Regions from separate parts of the Homo sapiens genome. Here regions 2 and 3 are each linked to region 1. The links are chromatin loops, found by intact Hi-C in ENCODE. Cell type or tissue: heart left ventricle. All regions are shown on one strand.

The links. A loop is a pair of places that touch in the nucleus more often than their neighbours do. Peaks named below come from ENCODE experiments on the same cell type or tissue, not always from the same donor. Only the 100,000 strongest peaks of a DNase experiment are listed, where the experiment ranks them.
Region 2: it touches region 1 in a loop (13-fold over the local background); 31 of 110 quality-filtered maps call a loop at or near these places.
Region 3: a loop joins it to region 1, with 8 times the contacts of the local background. A loop is called at or near these places in 76 of 110 quality-filtered maps.

Annotation. Positions count from the first base shown.
Region 1 is chr3:159,804,303-159,806,802 of GRCh38, reverse strand. The region is part of intron 4 of IQCJ-SCHIP1 (IQCJ-SCHIP1 readthrough); the gene reads right to left. The region is part of intron 2 of SCHIP1 (schwannomin interacting protein 1); the gene reads right to left. LOC101928351 (a long non-coding RNA gene) reads left to right here. Exons shown (of 4, transcript XR_007096144.1): 2 at 1,875-2,092. Among named protein-coding and RNA genes, the nearest start is that of IQCJ-SCHIP1-AS1, 37 kb to the right of the region's middle. In heart left ventricle, a CTCF peak has its summit at 1,468 (motif pointing right); a DNase peak (open chromatin) is centred at 82; H3K27ac peaks cover 1,570 bases.
Region 2 is chr3:159,321,054-159,323,553 of GRCh38, reverse strand. The region is part of intron 4 of IQCJ-SCHIP1 (IQCJ-SCHIP1 readthrough); the gene reads right to left. All of the region lies in intron 1 of SCHIP1 (schwannomin interacting protein 1), which reads right to left. Among named protein-coding and RNA genes, the nearest start is that of MIR3919, 40 kb to the right of the region's middle. In heart left ventricle, a CTCF peak has its summit at 1,031 (motif pointing left); a DNase peak (open chromatin) is centred at 1,023.
Region 3 is chr3:159,271,328-159,273,827 of GRCh38, reverse strand. The region is part of intron 4 of IQCJ-SCHIP1 (IQCJ-SCHIP1 readthrough); the gene reads right to left. It overlaps SCHIP1 (schwannomin interacting protein 1), which reads right to left and starts at 584. Exons shown (of 8, transcript NM_014575.4): 1 at 1-584. The coding sequence starts at 7. RefSeq lists a silencer at 1-101. In heart left ventricle, no CTCF peak of the experiment used is centred here; no DNase peak of the experiment used is centred here.

The DNA of each region.
Region 1 (2,500 bases):
AAAGATGGTGCATGCCTCCACTCCAGAGCAGGTCTTACAGGCACCACGCGAGTGGAGGGCCCTGCTCAGGAAGCCCCGCAGCTTCTCCAGTGTGAGCAGCAGCCCTGCCTGCCAAGACTGAACAGCTGTCAGGATTTCTACAGCTGTGGCTGCTGCTGTTCCCCAGAACTCGCCTTCAGCTCCCAGATTGAGAAATCCTCTCTGTCCTTTGGTGCCCTCCACAGCTAATGGCAGTTAACTTCTAATATTGGGTTTGTGCAAAGTTTCTCCAATCCTGAAAGCTGCCACATTTCACGCTTGAATTACAAGTCAATTAAGAGCAAAACAAAACAAAAACCTATTCTTTCTTGTCTTGAGTCATTCTATATTATAATTACCATGTTGTTGCCTTTCCTCTCTCTTCCTAACCCAAATCATGAAGCACAGGAGAAGTCCTGTTACCTGCCACATACAGACCAAAGAAGAACCCATTCTAACACAGCTTTGCCTACTGCTCAAAGAATTCACAGTAGCAATGTTGATCTGCTTATAATAAAAAATTCTGCTTTCTCTACTGACCAGATAGTGGGTATTCCACAACACAAAAGCAGCTGCTTAGATGTGTATTTGGGGTTGTTGGAATATTTTCCCATTCGTATAACATGCAGCTTCAAAACACAATTGATTGCTTAGTTGTCCTATTAGGAATACAATTGGCCAGGCGCGGTGGCTCACGCCTGTAATCCAGTACTTTGGGAGGCCGAGGCGGGTGGATCACCTGAGGTCAGGAGTTTGACACTAGCCTGGCCAACTTGGTGAAACTCCATCTGTACTAAAAATACAAAAATTAGCTGGGTGTGGGTGGCAGGCACCTCTAGTCCCAGCTACTCGGGACGCTGAGGCAGGAGAATTGCTCGAACCTGGGAGGCGGAGGTTGCAGTGAGCCGAGATCGCTCCACTGCATTCCAGCCTGGGTGACAGAGCGAGACTCCCTCTCAAAAAAAAAAAAAAAAAAGGAGTACAATTAAGCTGGTAGAGCTGATATTTATAAGAGAAAGCCATGGCTATGGAAGGGGAGAGGAAAGGAGAGCTGAACAACAGTTGGGTCTTTCGTTTACTCATACAAGTGTTTACTAAGCATGCAGGAGTTCAAGGTGAGGAGCTGGGTGTTTTGCACTTAGGCCCCACCCTCAAAAAGCACACCCTCTGTCTAGAGAGAAAGACACACTGTGGATGACAATTTACAGGTGTGAAAAGGACTACAGAGAGTGTTCTGAGGTTGCTGATCAGCAAGGTGAGGGAGGCCTAAGTCTTACAGTGTCTTTGGAAGACTTTCAATTAAACTCACTTACTCATTAAAGTACTTCTAAAGGTTTTAATTTGCTTACAACCTCCTTGTGTGTGTGAGTGTGTCACAGCCGCTGTGATTCTCATGAGAGGTAAACCCATGCCTCTGGATTCTAGAGCCGATGCTTTCCTCAGACACTAGGGGTCAGCAGCTTCCAAGAGTTGTGAGTCAGGCTAGGAGCCCCAGTTCCTTGGGTGCTGCTAGGAGTGGGTTGGAGCTGATTCTCAGAACAGCAGGAGTCTAATAGGCACTGTAGTTGCTCTTCCAACACCACTCTCCTTCTTTTAGTAACTACCTTAACTTTTATTTGAGCACCTTCAATTCCTCCTGCAAAGCCCAGGTGCTTGGGGGAAGTTGATCAGGTGGTAGGGCTTGTGGCTCATTATCCCATCCCCTGGCTCCACTTACGGGTTCAAGGATAAACACCACACCCTATTTGGGCCAATGAGATTGAGGAGAAATCTGCTGAGGATGACTGGGAAAATAGTTCCTGGCTCTTTTGAGAGAGTTCTTGGAAGTGACCATTTCTTTTTCTCCCTCTCCCTAGACAGTGATGAATAAACTCAAAGGAAAGGAAAATCATTTGGCAACCGGAAGGTGTGGGAGGATAGCTGTAAATGAAACTGACGGCAAAAAACAGAGCAGAGAAGTTTAAAGAAAAAAAATAACAGCATTCCTGGTGATGCCCCATTGGGCCAATGAAACAAACACATTCTGAAGCCTTTCCTAACCAGGAGCCAACCAATCTCATCACTGTGAAGCCAGGTTAGTTTGGTTTTCCATGATTTTCATCTGACTGAAGGCATCTCAAGTATACACCGAGGGGACAAAGGCAAGCTTTGGAAAATGTGGTAGCAAGTGATCTGCAAGCTACTATTTAATAAACTTTATGCCAGCTCACCCTACCCTGCAGACATCACAGCAGCAAATAAATGAGAGGGAGGGGACCCAGAATGCTTAACTGGGGAAGAAAAACTGAGGAAGACATTGTATACTCATGGCCTGCCTCTTTTCCAGTTGGCTGAGAAGCCCTTTTTATTAATTTGTTCCATTTCCTTACCATGTCCTTAGCAGTGGAGATATATTTTTTGGAAATGTATTGATCACAATTATATTTCCTTACACTGGGAGGACAAGGAGGCTCCCTGCAACAGACCTTTGAAAGTAATGAAC
Region 2 (2,500 bases), 480 kb after region 1:
AAAATCAATTACTGCCCATGCATAGACAGACTACGGTGAAACTATTAACAAGAAAAAGGTATATAAATATGTGTGTACACAGACCAATCACCAAGACATATCATTAGAAAAAACCCACAAATTCTAAAAAAGGGTGCAAAGCAATGCTTATGGTATACAACCATAGATGCCTACATATCTCTAAATTGGTACAAATGGTTATTCAGAGAGACAAAGTGGGAGACTAAGAAATAAAACTAGTATGCAAAATTACTGTGCACCTGTATCATTTATTTCTTTTGGCTTTGGTATTATCTGTATAATTACCTATTTAAATATAATCTATTACTTTTTAAAAATCTAAATTTGCAACATTTGGAATAAGGGGAGAGCAGTCATTTCCCCATTGAGATATCCAAATTAGTATATAATTTTCAGGCTTAAAAATATGGCAACATATTACAAAAATAATTTTAATGCCAATCTTTTGAGTAGAGAAACCAAGCTAATCAAATACCACACATCTTCCCAGTCCGCCGCTATCAGGAATGCTGCCCTTGCAACAGAGTAGTTACAGTTGGAGCTGTGGGTGACAAAGAGGATATTGCCCATTAACTGTGATGGTCACTGAGGAGTCACGGACAGAAATCTCTGGTATTCCTAACTTTTATTACTCTTTCAGAACAGAGTTCCATAGCCTCATATCTGTTCAATAACAACCACATTATTATGAGAGAACTTTGTTGCTCTGCCAGCCTTTTCTTTTTTCCACCTCAGGAAAGGCCAGACACCCCGCATCCCAATTAGTAGAGCAAGGAAGGACTAGGGAGGATGTTAAAAGTGCAGATTCCTGCCCTGAGCCAGGTTTAACAAGCATCCTGGAACATTTTTGTGCCTAGTGAAGAAGGCAACCCCACCCCACCTCACACTCCAGAATAAATTATCTAGTGATATTCCTTTCTAAGGAATGGGCTCAGCTGGGGACAGGCCAGATCTTAAGCCGAATATTTTTTCACTTGGCCGTAGACTCAGTTGCGCCCCCTGGCGACCCTGCGGTGGTGAGTGGCATTCAGCACTCTGGGTGGGTGGTGAAGTGGAGGATTGATTCCTCGTACTCTGACAGCAGAGCTGGGTTATCAGAAAGTTAGCAAAATGGGCCAGAGATCCCATAGCTTTCAGTAAATTTCAAGAAGTCAGAGAGACTATATTAAGACAATAGTATGGTCTGTTTCCACCTGATAATTTTGATTTTATGCTGTTTTCACAGCCCCCACACCAAAAAATAGGCTCTGCAGAAAATAAATTTGGCTCTGTTTTGTTGACTGACATTGTTGAAACACCAAAATGGTGTCTTCCACACGGTGGATGCTCAGTTAGACAATTCAGGAGCACTAGTGTCTCACACTCAAGGTTAGGAAACTGGACTTAGCTTCTGTTAGCTAATCAGTCAAATCTAGTTCTCTAATTCTGCCCCCAGTGCTATCAAGCTTTAGTATCTTCTGCTTGGACAAAGTGATATGAACTACTGGCAAAGATGTAGCCTGTAATACTGCTTTCCACACAGATAAAATGCATTTAAAGCAAAAGATATGTATTATCTGACTAAAATACTGCTTAGAAAAAGTAACTCATGAAATATATATTCCTACTAACAAAAAGAGTTAGTAATATAATTTTGAAATAACACTGTTTTAAGAGGTTTATTAAAAGAAATTCAAAATCTTCATTATTTTATAACAATGTTTAGGATGCATGCCATTATCTAGAAAACGTTAAAGATGTTCCTTTTTCTTTACCTGCGTAGGTGATGACTTTATCTTTTCTAAATAGTACAGATTTATTTAAAAAGAAAACTAAAAGCCAATACAAATAATCATTTTAAAAAATAAATAACTCGTCATTTAGCATTAGGTAGAGTTTCTGCCCGCATGGCACATGTATACATATGTAACTAACCTGCACATTGTGCACATGTACCCTAAAACTTAAAGTATAATAATAATAAAATTTTAAAAATAAAAAATAAATATCCACTGCTTTATACTTCAATTCTTGCCTGAAAAATTAAATCACTGGTGTAATTTCTTAATATTCAAATATTTATCTTAACAGAATCTGCTTCATTAAAAAGAAGCAGATTATGTTCAACCATCTCTGGAATATCAGAAGTATTTATTTCTCAGCTTCCTAGCTATTTATCCAGCTGAAATGCAGAGATTTTGTCATTGCAGAAAGGAGAAACTTCTCGTTGAGGACGCAATGAATACATGAGGGAGAGGAGGTGTTTCTTGTAATTAAAATAACCACCAAGTCCAGGCATGGTGTCTCACACCTATAATCCCAGCACTTTGGGAGGCCAAGGTGGGCAGATCACCTGAGGTCAGGAGTTTGAGACCAGCCGGGCCGACGTGGTGAAACCCCGTCTCTACCAAAAATGCAAACATTAGCTGGGCGTGGTGGCAGGTGCCTATAATCCCAGCTACTTGGGAGGCTGAATTGGGAGAATTGCTTGAACCCAGGA
Region 3 (2,500 bases), 530 kb after region 1:
TCTCCATGGTGCTGAAGAGTTACTCTTGCCCATTTGAGAGGGAAGAGTTGTTTATTCAAATTGGCTTTGAAAGAAATCCGTAAAGGGTCACCTGGGTTAGCTAGTAAGGTTGTCTAAAAAATTTCTATAACACACACTAAATAAGTGATGCTTTTGCCCTTCGGTTATCAACCACCATGCTCAAGCAGCTCAAAGTAGATTTTGGAGCAGAAATCTTCAAGTATTGGCAAAAAAGAGCGAGAGCTTTTTGGGAGATGAAGTTTGCTGATTTTTGCCAGTGTTCTTCAAATTGATAAAACACACAGAGAAGACAAGGCTACTCGGAGAACAGAGGATTCCAGAAAAGTTCTTGATCTTAATGCAGAAAAGAAGATCCCATTAGTCCAAAGCAGCCGATTCACTTCATGCTATCATCTGATCTACTTTTCGATTAAAAATAATACAATAAAATAGAGTTAAGAATTCCACAAGGCACTGCACACACCATGTAAACAGGTCTGCCTCATTCTCGCCCCAGCCTCGGTCTGCTGAAGATTATCACAGCAGAAATCAGGCTCTGTGGCTTTCACAGATTATCTCTTTCTGAGGCTGAAACGTATAAAGAGCCACATGACACCCAATGATGTCATCTCTAAAGCAGGTCACAGTTGCTGCTGTATATAGATAAAGTCCTTCTAGTGAAGTATTTAGCATAGTGATTTTCTTGAAAATCTACTTATATTAAATAGCATGGTCTTCTATCAAAATACTTAACCCTATCGATACAGTGCCATGAAGAGAAAATCAATTTGCTGCTCATATGTGAGATGAAGCCTCCCCTTTAAGCTAAGATCAGCTTCTGGTACTGCTTTAAAAAATGAATAACTGCCATTAATTTGTGGTGAATATAGTGAAGAAGGGCTTTTCCCTGGAGAAGCTGCTGTGGGAACTAGAGGCTCTCTAAGGATATAGAATCTACTTCTAAACACCTCTCAGAATATTTAGCATGTCCAAAAATTATTTTTTAATTCAATCCATAAAGATTGCAAAATAAAAATTAAGGAAACCATCTTCAACTTCTAACAACAGTTTATGTAACAAAATTAAAAAGTTATATAAACATAAAAACATCTTACTATCTCTGAAACGATTGGAGTATATTTTCAAGTGTTGGTTAAAGAAAAACGTTCTTTAACTCACTATTTTTAGATGTTTTTCAGTTCTGAATAAAGTAAAAATAGAAAATTAGCTATATTATTACTAATCTGCACACCTAACTGGTAATTCATAGTACACATATTCTTTTAAAGAATGTTTAAATGAGCAATGTCCATGATCATTCTTTGCAACATATTTTTCTCTTTCTATTTAGTCATATGCCATAATTTATGATTTTCAGCCATAATTGTCATTTATGCCAGTTAATAAATTATCTAATCCCCTTTCATGCCAACTAAACAATTCTTATAGCCCAAGTGAAGAATAACTTGAAACTAATCTAATTAGTGCTTATTAAATGTATTCCCTCCCTTAAGGCCAAATGGATCAAACAAAAGCAGCTTTCCTTTAAGAGCACAGTATTCTGTCATATTTTTGAGAAAAAACCATAAATCTGAGGAGAAAACAATTTTCCACACAACCAGTGCCACTGAACAAATTCTATTAAAGCAATGGTGATTGTTCTGGCATCTCATCAGGAAAATATTGCCTCACCAGCTTCTCACCGCGTATCTAAAATATCCAAATAAAAATTGAGAATGCTAAAATATCCAAATAAAATATCCAAATAAAAATTTATTTGGATAAATTTTTATCCAAATAAATTTATGCTAAATATCCAAATAAAAATTGAGAAAAATATCCAAATAAAATTTGGAATATTTTATTCCAAAGGCTAAAATATCCAAAAAAAAATTGAGAAAAAAAATTGATCATCTAAATGTTCTGATCCACTTCAGTTTCCTAAATAAAGCAGATATTTTTGGTCAATTTCTACAGTTTAGTATTTTCTACACTTTAACAATGATGAAGATTATCTGGGGAATTTTTAAAAATTTAAAAGTCCCTGTAATCCCAGCACTTTGGGAGGCCAAGGCGGGTGGATCAAGAGGTCAGGAGTTCAAGACCAGCCTGGCCAAGATGGTGAAACCCCATCTCCACTAAAAATACAAAAATTAGCCAGGCGTGTAGTGGGCACCTGTAATCCCAGCTTCTCAGAAGGCCGAGGCAGAAGAATCACTTGAACCCAGGAGGCAGAGATTGCAGTGAGCTGAGATCGCACCACTGCACTCCAGCCTGGGCAACAGAGTGAGACTCTGTCTCAAAAAAATAAAAATAAAAATAAAAGTCCCAGGCTGCTTCTCAGATATTCTGACATGATAGATCTGTTGTGGTTCTGGAATATGCATTTTTATAAAAAGTTCCAAAAGTAATTATTATTTGGAAAACTCTAATTAATATATTACTATATAAAAAATCATATAAAAATCAAACTGACTAAAAAGTATTTGTGATTCTTAAA